Linked DNA regions of Homo sapiens: regions 2 and 3 are each linked to region 1. A link is an interaction called in ENCODE POLR2A ChIA-PET data of the cell type or tissue named here. Cell type or tissue: A673. All regions are shown on one strand. Links, peaks and the distances in the headings refer to the core of each region. The heading gives the core; the rest is flanking DNA. Region 1 has its middle 8.9 kb from the start of NUP153-AS1. Region 2 overlaps CAP2 (cyclase associated actin cytoskeleton regulatory protein 2). Region 3 overlaps NUP153 (nucleoporin 153).

What was found. ChIA-PET counts read pairs that join two places held together with the same protein. Peaks named below come from ENCODE experiments on the same cell type or tissue, not always from the same donor. Only the 100,000 strongest peaks of a DNase experiment are listed, where the experiment ranks them.
Region 2: POLR2A ChIA-PET joins it to region 1 with 6 read pairs; 3 of 35 experiments call an interaction of 5 or more read pairs at or near these places.
Region 3: POLR2A ChIA-PET joins it to region 1 with 9 read pairs; 14 of 35 experiments call an interaction of 5 or more read pairs at or near these places.

The regions. Positions count from the first base shown.
Region 1 is chr6:17,711,748-17,720,084 of GRCh38, forward strand. No RefSeq gene overlaps it. Among named protein-coding and RNA genes, the nearest start is that of NUP153-AS1, 8.9 kb to the left of the region's middle. In A673, for the core only: no CTCF peak of the experiment used is centred there; a DNase peak (open chromatin) is centred at 3,544; H3K27ac peaks cover 1,136 bases.
Region 2 is chr6:17,402,984-17,411,320 of GRCh38, forward strand. All of the region lies in intron 1 of CAP2 (cyclase associated actin cytoskeleton regulatory protein 2), which reads left to right. Among named protein-coding and RNA genes, the nearest start is that of CAP2, 14 kb to the left of the region's middle. In A673, for the core only: no CTCF peak of the experiment used is centred there; no DNase peak of the experiment used is centred there.
Region 3 is chr6:17,631,767-17,640,103 of GRCh38, forward strand. It overlaps NUP153 (nucleoporin 153), which reads right to left. Exons shown (of 22, transcript NM_005124.4): 15 at 8,173-8,298; 16 at 5,387-6,004; 17 at 884-1,078. Among named protein-coding and RNA genes, the nearest start is that of FAM8A1, 36 kb to the left of the region's middle. RefSeq lists silencers at 1,618-1,818, 6,978-7,178. In A673, for the core only: no CTCF peak of the experiment used is centred there; a DNase peak (open chromatin) is centred at 4,015; H3K27ac peaks cover 1,893 bases.

The sequences.
Region 1 (8,337 bases), core at 1,166-6,165:
ATCATTAGCACTTAACACTGATAATTCACCTTAAAAATGCTACACTCAAGCCAGGCACAGTGGCTCACACCAGTAATCCAGCAGTTTGGGAGGCCAAGATGTGCGGATCACCCGAGGTCAGGAGTTTGAGACCAGCCTGGCCAACGTGGCAAAACCCCGTCTCTACTAAAAAAATTAAAAAATTAGCCGAGTGTGGTGGCACATGCCTGTAATCCCAGCTACTTGGGAGGCTGAGACAGAAGAATCGCTTGAACTTGGGAGGCAGAGGTTGCAGTGAGCCGAGATCATGCTACGGTACTGCAGCCTGGGCAACTGAGCCAGACTCTGTCTCAAAAAAAAAAAAAAAAACCTACACGTAAATTCTAAACACATGCTGTTGAATCTATCTCATACAAGAAATCAGGGGCGGGCACGGTGGCTCATGCCTGTAATCTCAGCACTTTGGGAGGCCAAGGCAGGCGGATCACGAGGTCAGGAGATCAAGACCATCCTGGCTAACATGGTGAAACCACCGTCTCTACTAAAAATACAAAAAAAAAAAATTAGCCGGGCGCGGTGGTGGGCGCCTGTAATCCCAGCTACTCGGGAGGCTGAGGCAGGAGAATGGCATGAACCTGGGAGGCGGAGCTTTCAGTGAGCGGAGATCATGCCACTGCACTCCAGCCTGGGCGACAGAGCGAGACTCCATCTCAAAAAAAAAGAAAAAAGAAAAAAAAGAAATCAATTGGTTTAGTTTTATTTATTAACATAATTCATCAGTTACATTACGAAACTGGACTTATTAAGGTTGCAGTCTGTAAAACTATAACCTTTGCAAACCTTAGTTTGCTAATACTAAGCTTCTTTATTTTTTAAAAGCATTTGTAGAGAATGCTCAAGTTTATCAGACCCTAACTTATTAAGGCATTCCTTTTCAAAAGCATGCAAACCAGTTAACATGCAAACAACCCTCACATACATATCACCCCACCACCATCAGACAAGCATGAACTACCCAGTTTAAACAAACAGTGACTTTTGGCCTCTTGCTGCTACTCTGACCAGCAAGCACCAGCTGCAGCCCCCGGGAGCTTGTTAGAATAAAGCAGCTCTGCCCATCCCAAGCCAACACAATCAGAATCTACATTTTAACAAGATCACCAGGTGAACTGTATTACATTCTAGGAGCATTGTTTCAAAACCATGCCACCAGAAGTTATTAATCTGAAGTTAGATTAACTTTGAAGGCAAGACAATGAGGTACCTGAAGTTCCCGTAAAGAGCAGGCTTAGGAACTTCTGTTCCTTACTAATCTACAACAATCAACAATTTAAGAATTGATGAACCAACAGCTTATACAACATGTAGTTTTTTTTCCTCTTCTTTATCATTCTGTACCTTTCTCCTTTACCACAAAGTGAGCAGAAATGGAATGAACCATTTTTTAATTATTCTTTCATTAACTTTTTTTTTCCAAAGGAAAAAGGTAATCTAGCAGAAGTTATTAACATCTGAAATGTTAAGGGTCTAAAACTGAGCATTAGTTATGAAATATACTTAAGCATAGATATTTCAAGAACCCCTTGCTAATTCCCATGTATCCTTTTCTTATACAAATTTTCTTTTAGTCACTGCTGGTTGTTTGGTTGGTTGCAAAAGAAAAAGAAAAATTTTATTTTAGAACTAATTCATGAAAAAAAAAAATGGATGTAAAGTAAACCCTAATCCAAGAAGCTATGAGCAGAGATAAATTCCTAAAAGAAATATCAGGCTACTTTCTTAGAATTGCGATGACTTTTCTCATTCCGTTGTAGTCACAAAATCATTTTTAAGGTAGAAAAGCAAGCGGGCACTCTAGGAGGGAATATTCTTAGGCTTGGATTGGCATCTAATATATCTGGAATGCTAGATGAGAATTCAGGCAACTTGGAATAAACTGTAATTTTTCTAAACTGTAAAGGCAGGAATGGTAGCAGCTTTCTACTTGACAAATCATAAAAACAATTAGATTACCTACCTCTAGTAGCTTGACCTCTTTTTTTTTTTTTTTTTTTCAGACGGAGTCTGCCTCTGTCGTCCAGGCTGGAGTGCTGGAGTGCAGTGGCACGATCTCGGCTCACTGCAAGCTCCGCCTCCCGGGTTCACGCCATTCTTCTGCCTCAGCCTCCCGAGTAGCTGGGACTACAGGTGCCCGCCACTATGGCTGGCTAATTTTTTGTATTTTTTTTTTTTTAGTAGAGACGGGGTTTCACTGTGTTAGCCAGGATGGTCTCGATCTCCTGACCTCGTGATCCGCCTGCCTTGGCCTCCCAGAGTGCTGGGATTACAGGCGTGAGCCACCGTGCCCGGCCATAGCTTGACCTCTTAAATAGCTGCTATGAAGCTAAGACAATAATTGGACATAGTATTTTCTCCAAACATTACTTCTGGAAAAGTTCAATTTGATAACAATAATGGATATGTTAGTCTAAAAGTTTCCAGAAGAAGTCATCACAACATGCCTATTGTTCTTAACTCCTGCAATAGAGAAGGCCTAAAAAGCTGTGCAATACAAAAGGTGAAAAATCATATTTAAAAACTTACATACATCACCCCTTGTGTAGGCCAAATAGAAGCATGTTTGCTCATGTGAACAGTTAAACATCAAGGGCAGATAATGAGGTCACTGAAGTTCCTGTAAAGAGCAGGCTTAGGAATTTCTGTTCCTTGCTCATCTACAACAACCAACAATTTAAGTAAGAATTGATGAGCCAGCAGCTTATTGATCATGTAGATTTTTTTTTTCCTTTTACCATTCAGTAACTTTCACTTTTACCACAAAGTGAGCAGAAATGAGATGAACCATTTTTTAATTGTTATTTTCATTAGCTTCTATTTCCAAAGGAAGCTAGGCTACTAGCTGAAATGAAAATCTGGATTTAGCACATCCTTATTCTGTATCATCACAGGTAGCAGAGTTGATTTAACAGAGCAATTACACAAGCATAATGGTTAGTTAAGATGATTTTAAGCCAATATCTATAATCCATGGCCAGTGGCCTCAATGTAGCTTACCTTGTTTGGATCCATTATAATGACAGTAGGATATCATGAGCTACCAAAAGTAGGCTTCTTTAAAACCAAAAAAAAAAAAAAAAAAAAAAACCCAATAAAAAGAACTCTTCAAATATTCTCCAAAGCAAAGATGAGTGAGGTTATATCATTCTACATTTAGTATTAAAAAGGCAGTATCACCAAACAAATTGAAGGCAACTTTGCAGACGTTGAGCAAAACCTACTTAAACAACCACCCCCAACTACAGAAAACTCTCCCCCTCTCCCCATGAAGGTGTAGCTTCCACTATGTACCCATACAATGTGTAGAATAAAAGCATCAAAGCAGACCATAGGCCTCCAAGAAGGCCACAACCAAGCAACAAAGAGCATCAACTAGCCACAGTTAAACCCAAGCCATAACTTAAATGCTTTCAATTAGTAACAGTTACATTTTCTTTTTCACTTGTTTGGTCATAAAATCTTGCCCCTTCAATGAGTCAGCAGTGACTCATAAGCACTTCCTACAAGAAGCACCCGCTTTTAGGCCCATCCCTTCCAGCCGAAGTGCTGAGACCCAGGATTGATTTTAGCTTCATCCTTGCTGATGCTTGAGTTTAATCACTTGTCTCTCTCATACTGGATATCCATGTTGGCCAGCAGTTACTCTGCAAAGTAGTGGTCTGCTGCTGTGCAGTGAGGAGGCAAATCCACAAAGGGGCACCAGGAGTAGTAGACAATTGGGAAGGAAATGCCATTTTTCTCTCTTCGCTCTTGTCCACTATAGCTCTGCCTCTTTGACTCCTCATCATAAGGTCCCAGCCTTTACAACTATGCCTCCTCCTGTACCAGCAGAGTCTCCTCTCAAGGTTTGGTTTTGGTTTACAAACAAAGAGGAACTGACTTTTTGCCTACACCACTAACTTTAGAACACGGTCCTTTGAAAAGTATCCAAAACTGAGGTCGGGAGTTCGAGACCAGCCAGACCAACATGGAGAAACCTCGTCTCTGCTAAAAATACCAAATTAGCCGGGTGTGGTGGCATATGCCTGTAATCACAGCTACTCGGGAGGTTGAGGCAGGAGAATTCCTTGAACCCAGGAGGCGGAGGTTGTGGTAAGCTGAGATCGCACCAATTGCACTCCAACCTGGGCAAAAAGAGCAAAACTCTGTCTCAAAAAAAAAAAGAAAATCCAAAACTGAGATGGAGGGGAAAAAACGCGACAGTTCTGAGAAGCTTTCTGCCTTAATTTCTTTCTTTCTTTCTTTCTTCTTTATTATTATTATTATTTTTTTTTGAGATCGTGTCTTGCTCTGTTGCCCGGGCTAGAGTGCAGTGGTGAGATCTCCGCTCACTGCAACCTCCGCCTCCATAGTTCAAGTGATTCTCCTGCCTCAGCCTCCCAAGTAGCTGGGACTACAGGCACCTGCCACCAAACCCGGCTAATTTTTATATTTTTTAGTAGGAATTGGGATATCCTAATTTCAAGTTAATGAAAAGAACAAGAAAAGTGCAGTGGTTAGTTTTACATGAGATCCAAACAAAACAGGTCAGATCACTTGTTTCAATTTCTCCAGCAATTTTCCACTGAAAACTTCCTATATATGGAAGGAATATAGAAAAAGAAAAGAGGAAATGTTTAAGGAGTGATGTCAGACAAAAGAGAAGGAGGCTGAGACGAGCAAGCAGGGAGGGCAAATTTTAAATTCTGGCAAATAGTCACTGCTAGACATGTCTGAAAATACCATCAAAAATTCTGCCAGGTTCACGGCCAACCTGAACTCACCCTTGGTGTATTTTCCCTCTATAAGGCAGTCTTTTGGGTCCAGATTGGCTCCTTGTTGACCTAAATTCAAAAGCTGTAAAAAAACGAACAAAGGATGAGTGATACCTTGCAGAAATGGTGTTACCGAAACCCAGAGTGTCACTTACTGGCGTCATAAATAATGAAGGACTAATAAATAATACATGGAAAAGAAAAGACCCTCGTCATTGTCACTTCATGTTTTCCTCACATTTTGTATCCATAAAGCCAGGCACAAATTGAATGAATATTTATTGAAAGGATGAATGGACATTTATAGGAGGTTTCACAATTCCTTATTTCCCTCAACAACTTTTATGTTATGCAAATGTTTTCTGTGTTTGAAAAAAAATACTTTAAAATGAAACTTGTTAAAACAATCTTTTATTGCTAGAACACTTGAAATCTCCCTTTTGCTTTTAAACACAATTTACCTGAGACCATGTACTATTTGCAGTATCAGAGGTAAACAGAAAAATCACTTTTTTTTTTTTTTTGAGACGGAGTCTCGCTCTGTCGCCCAGGCTAGAGTGCAGTGGCGCGATCTCAGCTCACTGCAAACTCCGCCTTCCGGGTTCACGCCATTCTCCTGCCTCAGCCTCCCGAGTAGTTGGAACTACAGGTGCCCGCCACCATGCCCGGCTAATTTTTTGTATTTTTAGTAGAGACAGGGTTTCACCGTGTTAGCCAGGATGGTCTCGATCTCCTGACCTAGTGATCCACCCTCATTGGCCTCCCAAAGTGCTGGGATTACAGGCGTGAGCCACCGCGCCTGGCCTCAGAAAAATCACTTTTATGGACTCAGATCAAGATGGTGCTTTCTCTGGGGGATTATGCCAAAATAGGAATGTGACCTGAAGGGAGAAGGAAGTGCACTTTAAAAACAGACCTTCGGCCGGACGCGGTGGCTCACGCCTGTAATCCCAGAACTTTGGGAGGCTGAGGCGGGTGGATCACGAGGTCAAGAGATCAAGACCATCCTGGCCAACATGGTGAAACCCCATCTCTACTAAAAATACAAAAATTAGCTGGGCATGGTGGCACGTGCCTGTAGTCCCAGCTACTTGGGAGGCTGAGGCAGGAGAATCGCTCGAACCTGAGAGGCGGAGGTTGCCATGAGCTAAGATCACACCACTGCACTCCAGCCTGGCGACAGAGTGAGACTCTGTCTCAAAAAAAAAAAAAAAAAAAAAAAAAAAACCACAAAAAAACAGGCACTTTAGAAGGCTGAGGTGGGAAGATTACATGAGGCCAGGAGTTTTAGATTAGACTGGGCAATGGTGCAAGACCCCCATCTCTCCAAAAACAGTTTTTAAATAGCCGGGTGTGTTGGCATGCACCTGTCATACTAGCTACTCAGGAGGCTGAGGAGGGAGAATCACTTGAACCCAGGAGTTTGAGGCTGCAGTGAGCTATGATCATGCCACTGTACTCCTGCCTGGGTGACAGAGTGAGATCCTGTCTCTAATAAATACATACATACAGAATGACAGACTTTCGGGAATAGCATTCAACAGCTATAGAAGACCATGTATTCTGCAGATGGTAACATGATAATGGGATGTGTCCTGCCATTTAGGGACAAGTGGAAGTGGTCATACTCTTTTTTTTTTTTTTTTTGAGATGGAGTCTCGCTCTTGTCACCCAGGCTGGAGTGCAATGGTACGATCTCAGCTCACTGCAACCTCCACCTCCCGGGTTCAAGCGATTCTCCTGCCTCAGCCTCCTGAGTAGCTGGGATTACAGGTGTCCACCACCATGCTCGGCTAATTTTTGTACTTTTAGTAGAGATGGGGTTTCACCATGTTGCCAGGATGGTCTCCAACACCTGACCTCAGGTGATCCGCCCGCCTTGGGCTCCCAAAATGCTGGGATTACAGGCATGAGCCACTGTGCCCCACCAGAAGTGTTCGTACTTATAAGTATTTTGAGTAAATACATATGCAGATAAATTTCCTTTTGGAAATATTTGTTGCTTAGGATTTTAAATGATTTGCAGATTAAAAGCTTCAGATTAGCTGTCATGGTTTCCCCTCCTCAACTTGGTGGGCTTGGAGTCAGGACTTTCAATTTAAAGAACGTGAGTACAATTTAGTGATTCTTTAGCAGAGAATGCTATTTATTTATTTATTGAGATAGTGTCTTGCTCTGTCATCCAGGCTGGAGTGCAGTGGTGCAGTCTTGGCTCACTGCAACCTCCACTGCCCAGTTTCAAGCGATTCTCCTGCCTCAGCTTCCCAAGTAGCTGGGACCATGGGCGTGCACCATTGCACCCGGCCAATTTTTGTATTTTTAGTAGAGATGGGTTTTCGTCATGTTGGCCAGGCTGTTCTCGAGCTCCTGTCTCAAGTGCTCCACCTGCCTCGGCCTCCCAAAGTGCTGGGATTACAGGCATGAGCCACTGCACCCTGCCTATTTATTTTTTTAAAGACAGGGTCTCGCTCTGTTGCCCAGGCTGGAGTGCAGTGGTACAATCAGAGCTCGCTGCAGCCTTGAACTCCTGGGCTTAAGGGATCTTCCCACCTCAGCCTCCTAAGTAGCTGGGACCACAAGCACACACCACCACGCCCAGCTAATTTTATTTTTTGTAGAGATGGGGTCTTGGTACATGACCAGGCTGGTCTCTAACTCCTGGGCTCAAGTGATCCTCCTGCCTCAGCCTCCCAAAGTACTGGCACTACAGGTATGAGCTCACTGCACCTGGCCTCCTTTCTTTAGATGAAATACATTCTTCTGTACAAAAGGCCAGGTGACAGAAGGTACTGTAAAATGTGCACTGGAGACAAAAATACATAGACCTAAGGTTGCAAGGGAACAAACTGTGTCCTCAAATAATTGCAATATCTAGGTAGGATCTTGCAGAGATGAAGAGGAGGCCAAGGAATAGGATTTAAAGCCTCCACTGTTAGTAACTAAGTGCAGGAAATGATAGCACTATTTATTTATTTATTTATTTATTTATTTATTTATTTATGTATTTATTTATTGAGTGCCCACACTATGCTGTGCACCTTGCTGGGTGCCTTCCATGCATTTTTTTTTATCCTTATGAGGACTCTTTTAGGGAATAAAAGAGAAGGGTTATTAAGTATGCTCAAGGTCATACCAAATAGTTGACAGAAATGGGCTTTGAACACAGGTCTGACTGATTTTTAAAAACTCTAGTTCTTCCATTAGCCAGGTGACACTCTAGAGCTTCCCACAGGCAATGGGCAGGTGGAGAGGGTGGAGCCTGAGATATTTATGGAAGCTGCCGAGCTAACTGGAATCCCTGACTCTTCTCACCTAGGTATGTGTAGCTGCTTTTCCGTTAGCGCCTTGGCAGGATTTCAGGAGCAGAGTAGGGACTCTGCTAACCAGATCAGTGTACTGGGTGATGTGCTCTTGGGCCCCAGACACTTGTGAACTCCTTTCTTTGTATAGCTGCCAGATAACATTCAAAACACTCCATTAAGTTTGAATTTCAGATGAACAATGAATAACTTTTTGTATATGTCCTCAATATTGCAAATATGGCATG
Region 2 (8,337 bases), core at 1,883-6,882, 310 kb before region 1:
ACAAAATTCCTCCCATTTCCATCTCCTCATTATGTTTCCCAGCATTACATTGATAAAAACAAAAAATAAGAATTAAATTGATGCTCAACATTGACCCATTTTATTTATTTTTATTTTATTATTATTATTTTTTATTGAGATGGAGTCTTGCTCTGTCACCCAGGCTGGAGTGCAGTGGCACGATCTTGGCTCACTGCAACCTCTGCCTCCTGGGTTTAAGTGATTCTCATGCATCAGCCTCCTGGCTAGCTGGGACTACAGGCGCGAGCCACCATGCCCGGCTAATTTTTTGTACTTTTAGTAGAGATGGGGTTTTACCATGTTGGCCAGGCTGGTCTCAAACTCCTGACCTCAGGTGATCCGCCTGCCTTGGCCTCCCAAAGTGCGGGGATTACTGGCGTGAGCCACAGCGCCCAGCCACCTGGACTCATTTTAATAAGTATACACATCCACATATCCATAAAGTTATGGAAAGTAAAAGTGTTCAAAAGAGAGAGATTTCCAATAAAGTTGCTTTTTATTTACTTTTAGTAATTATTTGTCAAAATTTGTAATATTTGTGTTGTTTTCTAAGTCACATCCTACTAATAGTAACAATGGTATCAGAATAGCTTTTTTTAAAAAATGTTTTGACCATTGAATTAGAATTTAAATTTAAATAATGTTTTTGATGCAGAAAAGTATGGTAGGCTAATGAGTAAAATAGGCTAAAGCATAAAATATGTAAAATTAAGATAAACTTCTGTAGGGCAAGAAGCGTGGAAATATAAGTTCAAGGAGAAAATGGAATTATGCAAAATTTGTGACTATTAAAGACCAGCCTGTTCCAGTATTCTTTTAAAATGAGTAAGAATGAATTTCACTGGACATATAAGATAGTTTTATATGGCCATATTTACACAGTGTTGGAAGTTACATTCTTTGCAACTATTCACATTTTGGTGACAGTTGCTATATGCCAATCTAAAAATGTGCAAGAGGCTTTTACAAAATTCTTTTAGGGTATATACAAGTAAAAAAATTGAAGACTCCTGTTGTAGCTCACCCTGCTGCTATTTTCTGACCAAAAACCAAGGGTCAGTAATTGTGGCAAAACCTTTCTAGCTCAGTATTGGTAAATGAACCAATTCATTAATTGACATAGTTCTAGTGACTCCTTGTTTTACTGGATGTCCCTAAGGAAGCCATTCAAGAATTAAAGGTCTTGGCCAGGCATGGTGGCTCACGCCTGTAATCCCCACCACTTTGAGAGGCCGAGGTGGGTGGATCACGAGGTCAGGCGTTCGAGACCAGCCTGGCCAACATAGTAAAACTCTATCTCTATTAAAAATACAAAAAATGGCTGGGTGCGGTGGCTCATGCCTGTAATCCCAGCACTTTGGGAGGCCAAGGCGGGCAGATCACGAGGTCAGGAGATGGAGACCATCCTGGCTAACACGGTGAAACCCCGTCTCTACTGAAAATACAAAAAAATAGCTGGGCGTGGTGGCGAGTGCCTGTAGTCCCAGCTACTCGGGAGGCTGAGGCAGGAGAATGGTGTGAACCCAGGAGGCCGAGCTTGCAGTGAGCCCAGATGGCGCCACTGCACTCCAGCCTGGGTGACAGAGCAAGACTCCATCTCAAAAAAAAAAAAAAAATTTAGCTGGACTTGGTGGCACGCACCTGTAATCCCAGTTACTTGGGAGGCTGAGGCAGGAGAATTGCTTGAACCTGGGAGGTGGAGGTTGCAGTGAGCCAAGATCGCGCCACTGCACTCCAGCCTGGGTGACAGTGTGAGACTCCATCTCAAAAAAAAAAAAAAAAAAATTAAAAGTCTAAGTACTTATGACACGTCTCAAAAGAGGATAACAGCCATTACATTTTATTTATTTCTTTGTAGGCAGTTATATCTTTACTTTATTCATCGTTATTGTTCTCCTCTTTGGAGGCACTCACCAGAAGGTATTGTATGAGTGTATATGTATAACAGACAGACAGCACTACAGTATTCCCCACTTATCCATGGGGGATACGTTCTAAGACCCCCTGTTGATGCCTGAAAGCATGGATAGTACCAAATCCTACATATACCACGTTTTTTCCTATACATAGCTACCGTGATAAAGTTTAATATATAAGGCCGGGTGTAGTGGGGCACGCCTATAACCCCAGCACTTTGGGAGGCCGAGGCGGGTGGATCACCTGAGGTCAGGATTCGAGATCAGCCTGGCCAACATGGTGAAACCCCAACTCTACTAAAAATACAAAAATTAGCCAGGTGTGGTATAGACGCTTGTTAATCCCAGCCACTCGGGAGGCTGAGGCAGGAGAATCGTGTGAACCCAGGAGGCAAAGGTTGCAGTGAGCTGAGATTGCACCACTGCATTCCAGCCTGGGCGACAGAGTGAGACCCCATCTCAAAATTTAAAAAAGTTTAATGTATAAATTAGGCATAGTAAGAGATTAACAATAATAACTAATAATAAACTAGAACTTCATTGCAATATACCATAATAAAGGTTATGTGAATGTGGAGTCTCTCTCTCTCTCTCTCTCTCTCTCTCTCTCAAAATATCTTATTGTACTGTGCTCACCTATATTTGGACCATTGTTGACCATGGGTAACTGAAACTACAGAAAGTGAAACTGGGCAAAGGGCAACTACTCTATTTGGATCTGTAAATGTGTAGCTTTCACCAAGTTTGGAAGTTTTTGGTCATGATTTCTTCTTTTGTTTTGTTTATTTATTATTTTTATTTTTATTTAAAGCACAAAAGCATAATGTTTTGTTTTTTTGAAACAGGGTCTCACTCTGTCACTCAGGCTGGAAGGCAGTGACACAATCTTGGCTCGCTACAGCCTCGACCTCCTGGGCTCAAGTGATCCTCCTGTCTCAGCTTCCCAAGTAGCTGGGACTATAGGCTCAGGCCACCACACTCAGCTAATTTTTAAGTTTTTTGTAGAGGCGGGGTCTACCTATGTTGCCCAGGCTGGTCGTGAACTCCTGGGCTCAAGCGATCTCCCTACCCCAGCCTCTGAAAGTGCTGGGATTACAGGTGTGAGCGACCGCGCCCAGCCTGAGCAGTGGTTTATATCTACTTCAGTTTGCAAAGCCTTTGGGACCGTCCCACACATACACAGTTCAGGGACTTGTGCTGGTTCATACACAGAGCCAGGGCATCCCCTTCTTTAGCTCTCGTCTCTCTGGGATTCTCGCCACACACCTCTACCCCAAGATCCCTTTTTCCTGTTCTTCTGGAAAGACTAGATTTCTTTTAAAGTTTAAGGTGCTTATGCTGCTGTAGAGTTCTCCAAGACTTGGGGCCATCCTCAGGACAGAGTAGCGAGAGGAATAAAATACCAGGAATTCTCCCCATACTCTGTGGACCACAAGGTCCCCTGTTCCCCTACTTTTCTGTCAGTAAGCCCAGATTTCTTTTTTTTTTTTTTTGAGGCAGTCTCACTCTGTCGCCCAGGCTGGAGTGCAAGGGTGCAATCTCGGCTCACTGCAACCTCCGCCTCCTGGATTCAAGCAATTCTCCTGCCTCAGCCTCCTGCATAGCTGGGATTACAGGCCCATGCCACCACGCCTGGCTAATTTTTGTATTTTTAGTAGAGACAAGGTTTCACCATATTGGTCAGGTTGGTCTGGAACTCCTGACTTCATGATGTGCCTGCCTCGGCCTCCCAAAGTGCTGGGATTACAGGTGTGAGCAACCTCGCCCTGCCCAGGTTTCTTTAGAAAAAAAGTTTCAGGTGCCTGTGCTGCTGCTTACTGTTCTGCCACACAGTTCTGTGACTACGGCCACGCTTGGGAGAGAAAAATGCAAACAAAACCCAAAACCTGGGCTTGCCTCACACTCTTCTATTAGCCAGGGCCCCCTTTCCAGTTCCTCTGGCCAAAAAGAGGAGCTTCTGTTGGAGTGTTTGCTACCTGCACCCCCACCCAATTCTGATTTAAGGTCGACCCTGAAGAAAAAAATGAGAAAAAAACCAGCATTTTACTCCCAAATGGGTTCCCTTTTCAATTTTGATTCTTCTCAATTCATGTACTATTGTTTTGTCTTTTGGAATCAGATAGTTGCCTTTTGTATTTTGAACACAGTTTGGAGAGAGGCTGAAGTGGGCTTCTTCCTTCTTGAGTGTCCCTGGTAGCCCCTTCCTCTTTTTGAAGCTTTCTCTTGTTTCCTTTTTCTCCTCTGTTTCTTCCACACCATTCTTTTCTTTCCACTTTACCCACTTTCTCTGTTTCCCCTTTTACTTTGGGCTCCCAGGTTCAAAGAGCAAAAAAAGGAAGAACCTGTAGTTTTTTAGTGGTCAACAGCATGAGTTGAAACCCCTGATTGATTGTGTTGAAGTAATAAATTGAAGCTGGGTGTGGTGGCTCATGTCTGTAATCCCAGCACTTCGGGAGACCGAGTCAGGAGGACCGCTTGAGCCCAGGAGCTCAAGGTTGCAGTGAGCTATGATTGTGCCACTGCACTCCAGCCTGGGCAGCTGAGTGAGAACCTGTCTTGAAAAAAAAAAAAAATGGCCAGGCGCATTGCCTCACGCCTGTAATCCCAGCACTTTTGGAGGCCAAGGCAGGTGGATCACTTGAGGTCAGGAGTTCAAGACCAACCTGGCCAACATGGTGAAACCCCGTCTTTACCAAAAAATATAAAAATTTAGCTGAGTGTGGTGATGCACGCCTGTAATCCCAGCAACTCAGGAGGCTGAGGCAGGAGAATCCCTTGAACCTGGGAGGTGGAGGTTGCAGTCAGCTGAGATCCTGCCACTGCACTCCAGCCTAGGTGACAGAGCAAGACTCGGTCTCAAAAAAAAAAAAAAAAAAAAAAAATCAAAGTCAAGTGTGAAAGTAGACCCAGGAAGCTAGAGACACATGAAGAAGCAAAAGGGGGCTGGAGGAATGCTTGGGCCAAACTGATCACCTGGCTATTCCATCACACTTGGATTTGTTGGTAATTTCTATTCATAAAACTGGCCCAACACTTAAGAACTGATCTTTAGGGCTTTTCTTTTTTCATTTTCTTTTAAGAGAGTTGCTGAATCTTTTATTTAATTGCATATAATTACAATGAATGCTGGTAAATTTTGAGATTACAAGGAATTTCAACAAACCTTATTACTCGTTATCTAAGTCCATTAGTATTGCTATAAAGGATACCTGAGACTCATTTACAAAGATTAGAGGTTTGTTTGGCTGACAGTTCTGCAGGCTGTACAAGAAACATCTGTTTCTGGTAAAGGCCTCAGGCTGCTTCCATTTGTGGCAAGAGTTGAAGGGAAGCTGGAATGTGCAGATTACACGGCGAGAGAAGAAGCAGGAGGAGAGGAGAGGTGCCAGGCTCATTTTTTCCTTGCCACTCTACAGCTCACAAATGGATGCCAGCCTCTTTTTAACAACCAGCTCTCCTGGGAACGAATAGAGCAAGAATTCACTCTTGTGAGAATGGCACCAAGCCATTCATGAGGGATCTGCCCTCATGACCCAAACACCTTCCACCTCCCACCTCCCATTAGGCTCTACCTGGGGATCAGATTTCAACATAAGTTTTGCAGGGGGTCAAACAAACCAGACCATAGCACTCATCATTCCAGAGAGACAAGGCATTCTTCACATTGAAATGACAGAATTTGATAAAGTAAAACATTCCTAGTCATGAGAAGTAACTGACTATATGAAATGATAGCCTCCTTTTTTTTTTTTTTTTTTTGAGACGGAGTCTCACTCTGTCGCCACACTGGAGTGCAGTGGCATGATCTCTACTCACTGCAAGCTCTGCCTCCTGGGTTCATGCCATTCTCCTGCCTCAGCCTCCCGAGTAGCTCGAGTAGCTTGGACTGCAGGCGCCCGCCACCATGCCCAGCTAATTTTTTGTATTTTTAATAGAGACGGGGTTTCACCATGTTAGCCAGGATGGTCTTGATCTCCTGACCTTGTGATCCGCCAGCCTCGGCCTCCCCAAGTGCTGGGATTACAGGCGTGAGCAACCACGCTCAGCCCTATGATGATAGCCTCTTATGCTTTCAGTCCATGGTGCTTTTGATATCCCCCTGCTTGCAGTCTGCGGTGATTTTGCAGTGTGCTTGTTCTGTGGCCTGGTTTGAGAAGTGTGGTGTGTGAGGCTGGGCGTGGTGGCTCACGCCTGTAATCCCAGCACTTTAGGAGGCTGAGGCAGGCGAGTCACCTGAGGTCAGGCATTCGAGACCAGCCTGGCCAACATGGTGAAACCCCATCTCTACTAAAAATACAAAAATTCACCAGGTGTGGTGGCAGGCACCTATAATCCCAGCTACTCGGGAGGCTGGGGCAGAAGAATCACCTGCGCCCAGGAAGCGGATGTTGCGGTGAGCCGAGATCACGCCACTGCACTCCAGCCTGGGTGACAGAGTGAGACTCTGTCTCAAAAAAAAAGGAAGTGTGGTGTGTGAGATGTTACCATCATTGTGTCTGGAAGATAGAGGAGGTAGTAACACTTACCATGATAATTCAGGGATTGAGCACTCACTGGGTACAGAGCACAGTGATGAGTGCTGTGGACCATTCAGAGGGAAATTATAATAATGACATGTAGGCATCACTTTGTAGTTGCAAAGTTCACTTCATGGTCTCCTTTCACCTTCCCAAGAATCCTGAGGCATGTATTATTATTGGGTAGATAATACTTATGACATATTTCCAGAAGGCCCCTGAGCTTTAGGTCCCTACTCGTAACTGCCAACTGTAGGCACTTCAAATGCAGATCCTCTAACTCTGAACTCCTCTGACCTGGGCACCTCCGCTCCCTAACTCTATTTTGATTGGCACCACCTTCCCTGAAGCAAAACATCTAAGATATCCTAGCTTCTCCCTTTCCCTCCAAACCTCCAACCATTTAATCTTTTCTCAAATCTTGCCTAATCTAAACTTCCCTTAGATCTTCTTCAACCCGCTGTCACTTTATTCCCAACTCCCCTCCCGGCCCTGACTACCACCCCTTCTAACTACTCATCAGTCCCTTGTTTCTCATGCTCTGTTAGATAGCTCCTGGCGCATAATGAATGTTCCATCAATATTTACTCGTCATTCATGCTTCCATGCGTTTGCATATGGAGGCATAGGCGGTGGGATGCCTTTACTTATTTTTCTTCTTCTGAATACCATACTCTCATCTTTGAGACTTAATTTGGTTCTTATCATAACTTTGGTAGCCTCTCTACTTCCCAGGGCTCAGTTGCATGTCTACCTTTCTTGAGCTGCCTGTCCCACATGCTCCCACCACATCCCTGCACACCTCTGTTACAGTAATTCTCAAAGTGTGGGCCCTTGTACTCTGAAGAGTGCTTCTTAAAAAGGCAGATTCCTGGGAATACCCAGAACTACTGCATCAGTATTGCTGAGAGTGGGGCCCAGGAGCCTGCATTTAAGAAGGCTCACCTCTCCCCCAGTGATTCTTACGCAGATGAAAAAGAGTGGTGAGAATCAATGTTTTATTCTCTCACCTGCCTTGGCCTGTACAACTAGTTCCAGGAGTGGGGAGTATGGCCACTTGGAGCAGTATCTGGGTAGGTTTCACCACCACTTCTGACCACTGGGAGATGAGAACAGCAAAGTTACTCAGATTTAATTTTTTTTTTTTTTTGAGACGGAGTCCAGAGCTGGAGTGCAGTGGCATGATCTCGGCTCACTGCAAGGTCTGCCTTCCAGGTTCACGCCATTTTCCTGCCTCAACCTCCCGAGTAGCTGGGACTACAGGTGACCGCCACCACGCCTGGTCAACTTTTTTGTATTTTTTTGTAGAGATGGGGTTTCACTGTGTTAGCCAGGATGGTCTTGATCTCCTGACCTCGTGATCTGCCCGCTTCGGCCTCCCAAAGTGCTGGGACTACAGGCGTGAGCCACCATGCCTGGCCAGATTTAATGGTTTTTAACTGTATCTTTACAAAGAGGCACAATCCTTTTTCATTTGTTTGTTTTTAAACCTTTTTTGAGTTATAATTTTATATGCCATAAAATTGACCCAATTTAAATGTCCTAACCTACTTTCTGTCTCTATAGATTAGCCTTTCCTGGATATTTCTTATAAATGGAATCATACAATACACAGTCTTCTTGTCTGACTTTCATTTAGTGTAATGCTTTTGAAGTTCACTTGTTTTGTTTTGTAGCATGTATCAGTATTTCACTCTTTTTTATGGCTGAATAATACTCCATTATAATACATATGCCATATTTTGCTTAGGCATTCACAGGTTAATGGACATTTGGATTGTTTCCATTTTTTGGCTATTATGAACAGTGCTGCTATGACATTTGTGCACAAGTCTGTGTGTGAACATATATTTTTATTTCTCTTGAGTAAAATAGAGTGGAAT
Region 3 (8,337 bases), core at 1,766-6,765, 79 kb before region 1:
CCATCCTGGCTAACATGGTGAAACCCCCGTCTCTACTAAAAACACAAAAAATTAGCTAGGCGTGGTGGCAGGTTCCTGTAGTCCCAGCTACTCGGGAGGCTGAAGCAGGAGAATGGCATGAACCCAGGAGGCGGAGCTTGCAGTGAGCAGAGATCGGCCACTGCACTCCGGCCTGGGCGACAGAGCAAGACACCATCTCAAAAAAAACACAAAAATCTGGCCTCCAGTTAGTTTAGGATTAATTACTTTGAGGGAGTCTTCCTTTGTACTTATATAGTAAAATATTAAGAGTTCTTTTCCTGGGACCTACTTTGGGAAACCAAAGCCACAGCCTGTATCGCTTTTAATTTAGAGGTGTATTCCCAGTCAAATAAAAGTCAGTAAGTTCATCTGGGCGCGGTGGCTCACACCTGTAATCCCAGCTACTTGGGAGGCTGAGGCAGGGAATTGCTTGAACCTGGGAGGCGGAGATTGCAGTGAGCAGAGATCGCGCCCCCGTACTCCAGCCTGGGCAAAAGAACAAAACTGTCTCAAAAACAAACAAACAAACAAACAAAAAAACAAACAAACAAAAAAACAAAGAACAGTTCACCTAGGGGGCTAGCAGTTAAAAACAAAAAACAAAAACTCTCTGAGGCTCAATGACACAAGAAATTTTTTTTCCCACCTGGAGAAAAGATACCTCACTGTTGACAAGCAACTAATATGACCTTACAATATTCAGAAACAGATATAACTAAAACATCTCAGGATAATCTCATTTTATATTAATTTTCAAGAGAGAATGAGTGAACACTGAAGCTGTTCTCAAATACTTCATTTTTAAATGGCCTTACAAAAAGGCGCTTTACCATCACCTTTATTTTTATTTTTTTGGCCTTACCTTTAAACCCAGATTTTGTGCCTGGCTTTGCACTTTCACATGCCAAACATTTGGTAGAGTCTGCCTTATTCTGCACTAGGCACAATTCACAGTCCCAGCTTCCCTCGGGTTTCTTGAACTTTTCCAATCCTAGAGAGCCTCCAGAAGGCAGAGAGACAGGTACAGTGCTGCTACTTGAAGCAGGTACTGAACTTCCTAAAAAAAAAAAAAAAAACGGGGAGTGGGGGGAGATTTCATGAAAATTTTAATTTACAGTATGTCAGTATCTTAATGGCACTGCTAAGTTTAAGTGTTCAGTTTCTAATAATATTTCCTATTAAAACACAGAATGTGCCAGAAATAGACAACTGTTCATATTTACATTGTTTAAAAAAAAGAATAGACCTCTCTTTTAACCTTATAAATGATTTCTTTTAACCTTATAAATGAGCAGCTCATAATCACCTTGCTCACTGGTGAGCTCCCCCTTAACCACATGTTTGAACTGCTGTGGTTTAAGAAAAAAAATCATGCTCGCAAATTAGGGGCTCAAAGACTAAATTTTTCTTAAGAATCTTTTTCAAATTTCTTCAAAGCAGCAAGCATTCTAAGACATAAGATGTAAATTGTAGGCAATATCCTAACATATAAAATACACAGCCACAGACCATATGAATTTCAAGATTTGAAAGCATAGATCTCTGCCTCTGAATGATAGCTTTTGCACAGAAGTGCATCTACTTCACATCCACTTCACAATCTAACTTGACACCTACTACATTCCTGACATTTGTTACATGCTAGCCATTTAACAGACATTTATTAAGCATCATAATATACTTGGGTTCTGGGGACATTAAAGATGAATAAAATGTTGCTTAACTTGTAAGATGCTCATGGTCTTAAAGGGGGAAAATAAAAGCACAGTGGCACCATCACCAAGTGACAACCTAAAACAAGTGTGCAAAGAAGGAAGAAATGACTAAGAGGCAGGAAAAGGATACACAGAGGTGACAAATCTTAAGCAAAACTAGCATGTTTGTGGGAGAGGTGGCACAGGAAGAACGGCTTGGTAAGGCCCAAAATATAGTGCTGACAGTGAAGCCATTCATTCTGGTATTCCTACTTCTCTAGATGGCCTACAACTGTCGCCACCTCTTCCATAGTTACCTAACTGATCTCTACATTTTATAGGTATGTTCTCTTCCATCTTGCCAACCAAATTGCTCCCTGGGGTTCCATCTTGGCCCACTGTCCTCACAAACTCTCATTTACTCCAGTGGTTTTTAAATCCCCAAAAAACAGTTTCCTAATCTACACCTGCAATCTACACTTCTGAGCTTGTCACTGTAGTCTCTTAGTTGGTGACTCCACTGTCTTACTTGGTTAGCTTGGCTGGATACTCCTCCTCCTCTACATTTTTCTCAAATCTATTTCAATCAATTTCTGACTCTTCTACTGCTATTCTGGTTCATGAACCCCCCCCATTACTCCCACCACTAACCCATCTCTTGCTTGAGTAACAGCTTTTTTATTGAGACCTCTGATCCTGTTCCTTTGAAATCCATCTTCCTCTGAAGCAACCAGTGCCATGTAGTTTTTGTTTTTCCTTTCTGGTTGCACCTTTTTAAAAGATTAACTGTTCAAAAGCTTTATTCCTGCCACTCCCTGTAAGTTAGCGGACTTTCATTTCAGGCCATCTTGAGTGAACACACTCAACTCTACTCTCATGACTTCAAATATCAAAACTATGGATTAATGACCCCAAATCCGTATCTCCACCCAAAGGGTGTATCCAAAGGCCTTACATACATTTTTTTTTTTTTGAGACAGAGTCTCACTCTGTTGCCCAGGGTGGAGTAGAGTGGCACAATCTCAGCTCACAGCAACCTCCACCTCCCAGGTTCAAGCTATTCTCCTGCCTCTGCCTCCCAAGTAGCTGGGATTACGGGCATCCACGACCACGCCCAGCTAATTTTTGTATTTTTAGTAGAGACAGGGCTTTGCCATGTTGGCCAGGCTGGTCTCAAACTCCTGACCTCAGGTGATCTGCCTGCCTCAGCCTCACGAAGTGCTGGGATTACAGACGTGAGCCACCATGCCTGGTCACATTACATACATCTGAATGTTGACTTCAGCAGCTTGAAATCAACGTCTTTAATTTTATGTCCTCCATTCCTTATTCAGTTCGATCAGTACATTATCTATTGCCTGTATCAGCAGGGGAGGCGGGGGTGGTCCAATCTTTTGGCTTCCCTAGTCCACACTGGACAAAAAGAATTGTCTTGGACCACAAGTAAAATATACTAACACTAGCAACAGCTGATGAGCTTTAAAACAAATTAAAAAATAAAAAAAAAAAATAAATCGCAAAAGAATCTCATAATGTTTTAGAAAATTCACAAATCTGTGTTGAGCCTCATTCATAGCCATCCTAAGCCACATGCAGCCCACAGGTTGCACAGCTTGGCTTATCTTTTTTTTTTTTTTTTTTTTTTTGAGACGGAGTCTCGCTCTGTCGCCCAGGCTGGAGTGCAGTGGCATGATCTCGGCTCACTGCAAGCTCCACCTCCCAGATTCACACCATTCTCCTGCCTCAGCCTCCCGAGTAGCTGGGACTACAGGCACCCGCCACCACACCCGGCTAATTTTTTGTATTGTTAGTAGAGACAGGGGTTCACTGTGTTAGCCAGGATGGTCTCAATCTCCTGACCTGGTGATCCACTCGCCTCGGCCTCCCAAAGTGCTGGGATTACAGGTGTAAGCCACCGCACCCGGCCTATCATTATTTGAGACAGGGTCTCACTCTGTCACCCAGGCTGAAGCGCAGTAGCATGATCTCAGGTAACTGCAACCTCTACCTCCCGAGCTCAAGCAATCCTCCCACTTTGGCCTCCTAAGTAGCTGGGACTATAGGCGGGTGCCACCAAGCCAGGCTAATTTTTGTGTTTTTTGTAGAGACAGTGCTTCACCATGCTGCTCGGGCTGGTCTTAAACTGGGTTCAAGCAATATACCCGCCTTGGCTTCTCCCAGTGCTGGGATTACAGGCGTGAGCCACAGTGTCTGGCCTATTGCCTATATGATTGATACCACTTCCTAATCTATCTTCCGGTCTCCAAATTTTTTTGTTTTCAAATCCATTATCTAAAAAGCCAGTGACTCATCAAAAATACAAACTTGACTGTATCACTCCTCTGCTGAAAATGATGGTTCATCATTGAAAGGAGGACATCCAAGTTCTTTAATACATATGTGAGCTTCCTTTGTTCATGTGTAACAAATTACTTCCTGACTCAAAGTTTTGTTATTCCCCTTCAACTTAAAATTAATTTTGCTTTCCTGCATACATCAAGGGCTTTCTTTTTGTAGGTGAGCAGGGGAACCAGATGGGAAGACAAAAATATTTCATAATGAAGATTCTAGGCCGGGCATGGTGGCTCACGCCTGTAATCCCAGCACTTTGGAAGGCCAAGGCGGATAGATCACTTGATGTCAGGAGTCCAAGACCAGCCTGGCCAACATGGCGAAACCCTGTCTCTACTAAAAATACAAAAAATTAGTTGGGTGTGGTGGCATGCACCTGTAATTCCAGCTACTTGAGAGGCTGAGGCACAAGAATTGCATGCATCTGGGAGATGGAGGTCTCAGTGAGCCAAGATTGTGCCACTGCACTCCAGCCTGGGTGACACAGTGAGACTCTGTCTCAAAAAAAAAAAAAAAAAGGAATGAAGATTCTAAAATCTTACTCATAGGGAAATATCCAGTAGGAATCAGAAATATGGCATGAGGGCTCAGGCAAAAGGTCTAGGTTAGTAACTCAGAGCTGTACATTACAGACACAAAACTGCATATTCATGAATAATGCATTGAAAACAGTGTAATTCCCAGGATATCCATGTTATCATACATCTGTACCATATAATTATATAATATTACAAAACCATCATCCACTTCTGGATGAGTTAAAGATTCAATATGAATCTTCACTAATTCTTCCAACTTTGAACAGAGAAACAGAAAAAACTCAAAACTAACTCCATGTTTCTGGCTGCCTAGATTAGAATTAGTGATTTGGTAATTTACAATCATTGCAACAGCTACAGCCTTTTCATTAACGACTATAGTCTACCCCCTAAAGAAACCTTCCCTGTAAATGACCACTAGCTATCCTGATTTCTATTTGGAGAAGTAATATTTTACTCTGTACAAAGGTTTGAGAAATATTACCCCATTCTAAGATCTTTCAGAATCTGTATTAGTCAACTTTGAACAAGAAATTTCTGATAAAACTGTACAAAAAGAGGAGGTCGTCATATATACCAGACTAGTTAACACATAACCTATCCTAACTGAACATAAAGATCTAGCTGCAAACAAGACATTTTTACCTCAAGATAGTTTAGAAAAATTAATATGTATGAGAAATGCTCATCCTGAAACATCTAAAACAAGGATTCTTAGAATAAATTAAACTGTTCAACAGAAGTAATAAGCAAAATTACTCCATAAAGCCAAAAACATACCTGGTTTCTCAGACATACAGGACACACACTTATTGTCTTCTGCATTATTAGAAACACAGCATACTGAACACTCCCAAGATCCAATGGGCCTTTTGAATTTATCTCCAAATCCTAAGGTACCAGTGGTTACAGTGCAGCTGGAAGATGAAGCAGTCATAGTCTCAGCACTTTCCGAAACCACTGTCAATGTAAGGGCTCGCTTCACACAAGTTCCAGGTTTCGGTGTTTCACAGGCTACACATTTTATTGCTTCAGGTTTATTTTGCACTAAACAGGTATCACAATCCCAAGTGCCTATCACTGGTTTAAATTTGTCTCCAAAGCCTGTCCCTGATGCAGAAAGAGTTGTTTTGCCACTTTTATTTGGTGTTTCAATTCCAGTCTGTTTAGCAGTATCTCTGGGTGACAATTTTGCTGCTTGACAGGCTATGCATTTGTTGTCTGTAACTTTGTTCTGGAGTAGACATGTATCACACTGCCATGATGACCCAGCTTTTAAACTCTCCCCAAACCCAATTCCACTAGAAGAAAAGCTACTTATTGCTGGTCTTGTATAAACTACTGGGCTTGTTGCGGTGGGCTGAGCAGCAACAGAATCTATCTTCGGCGATGCGAAACCTACAATGAACGAAGGAGAGAGTGCAACGTTAGAGAAGCTTTATAAATCAAAGCATTAATTTGATTATTATTACTGAGAAGACGTTTACCTCACTGCACACTTACTACAATCCAAGATGAACTACTTAAGAATTGTTTTTCACTTAAGTAATCATATTTATCAATTACCTAATAAGTTACACTTAAACCATTTAAAATTCTACAAAAGATGTTTTGTTTACAGGATATCACCTTCTCCTTCAAGGAATTTCTAGTTTGATGCTTTCAATGGTACTAATTTACTGATATGTATTATTGCCATCCACATTTTGCTATATTCTGTCTCTCTACAAACACACAATACTCGCAGTCCTCTTTCTCCTTCATCCATTTCTTCTTTTAAGTGTTCCATTGGCTACACCAAATGGCTTCAATGTCATCTTTGAATTTTGTCCAGTCATAACCTACTGCTGTGGTATTCTCTACCTTCAGTAAAATCAGCTGAGCAAGTCCTTCTGTTACCAAAACTGCTGTCATTGAGTTCATTCACTCAAGCTGTATTTTACTCATGAGAATGACTTTTGTAATTGTTTACTTAGGACCAGTTAACTTTTGTCTTACACACAACACCACCATCTGTGATCTGTTTCTCCAGCCTTACCCGCCAAAGAAAAAGAAATTAAAAGGAGAGAAGATGTAGAAGGTTATTAGAGGTTTTCTAGTTCCACAAAATAATCCAGCCTAGAGCTATTTTTAGCTTAAGGACAAAATACCACATGCTTGAGTTATTCCCAGTGGGCAACGTGTTATTTTGCTTATGATTAATTTAAATCACTAAGATTGGCAAGATATTAACAGTAACCATCTCAAGGCATTACAGATTTCTTTTTCTTCTACTTTTTCAGATTTTCCTAATTTCAGTCAAATGAAGATTCTCCCCAAACATTTCCTATTTAAGAAGTAAAAAGGGAGCAGGGGGAGGTTGGCATCATGAATGCAAAGTGTAACCCCAGATACACAAGACAGACTATACACATTTGAGGCTTGCCTACTACTTGGTTAATTCCAGCACAAGCACTCTGGAGTTCTACCATAACTGCATGGAACTGTCCAAGCTACTGGACTCCTGTAGGCAGTATACTTATCTATAAAATGAGAGAGCTGGACCAGAAAAATTGAATCCTCCTAAATCCTGTTGTAAAAGCCAACCTTATTTTTTAAGAAAACCTATCTTATTACACATGGACACATCTGGTGGGTACGTTTAAATTCTTTCTGAGCTATTAGATTATCTCACAGTTTTACATTCTTTTATTCTTTTTTTCTTTTCCTTTCTTTTTTTTTTAAAGACAGAGTCTTGCTCTGTCGCCCAGGCTGGAGTGCAGTGGTTCGATCTCGGTTCACTGCAACCTCCACCTCCCAGGTTCAAGCAATTCTCCTGCCTCAGCCTCCCGAGTAGCTGGAACTACAGGTGCATGCCAGGACGCCCAGCTAATTTTTTCTCTTTTTAATAGAGATGGGGTTTCGCCATGTTGGCCAGGCTGGTCTTCAACTCCTGGCCTCAAGTGATCTGCCCGTCTTGGCCTCCCAAAGTGCTGGGATTACAAGGGTGAGCCACCGCGCCTGGCAAGTTTTACATTCTTATACTATGTATCATAAATGGAATTATGAACATCCTGTTTTCAAACAAAAAATTATTCTTATCTGAGAACTATTTATCCCCTTTCTAATTATTACCTACTAGCTTTCAAATCTTGCTTCAATTCAAGTGAGTACTGCTCCCTATGTATATGTTACAATTCAGCAGATGCTTTCCACTTGGCCTTGTTCCATATTTACCAAACTGGGGAATAATTCAAGAAGGCAGTTCAGTGCTCTCATAAGAGAAAGACATGTCTATGTGTATCATCAGGTTTACTTACTCTTATTCCTCACTGACCTACCTCTATTAATGGAGAATCCATTTCCTCCTCCTACACTTGCCTATTAGAAATTTCATTTTAGTATAGAGTCCTTTGGCTTGTAAGATATTTCCAGCAAAAGAATTACACCTAACTACATCTCTATTCAAAAGTAAATCTCCTACCAAACTAGTCAGAAATTTTTAAAAGCCTAAAGTATAATACAAAATGACATTAAATTGAGATCATGAGTTTGTAATCAAAAGGCTTATCTTTTAATTATCTTACCAGGGCTTTTCAGAATATCTAGAACACTTCCTTCTTTCAGGATTTCTGCAGGTCTAAAAGGACCCTCACAATCTTCAGGTGGTGTCTTCTTACAATTTGTACTGTTCACTGTAGTGACATGATGAGCTGTAATTTTTTTAAATTTAATAACATTATGCCAAATAA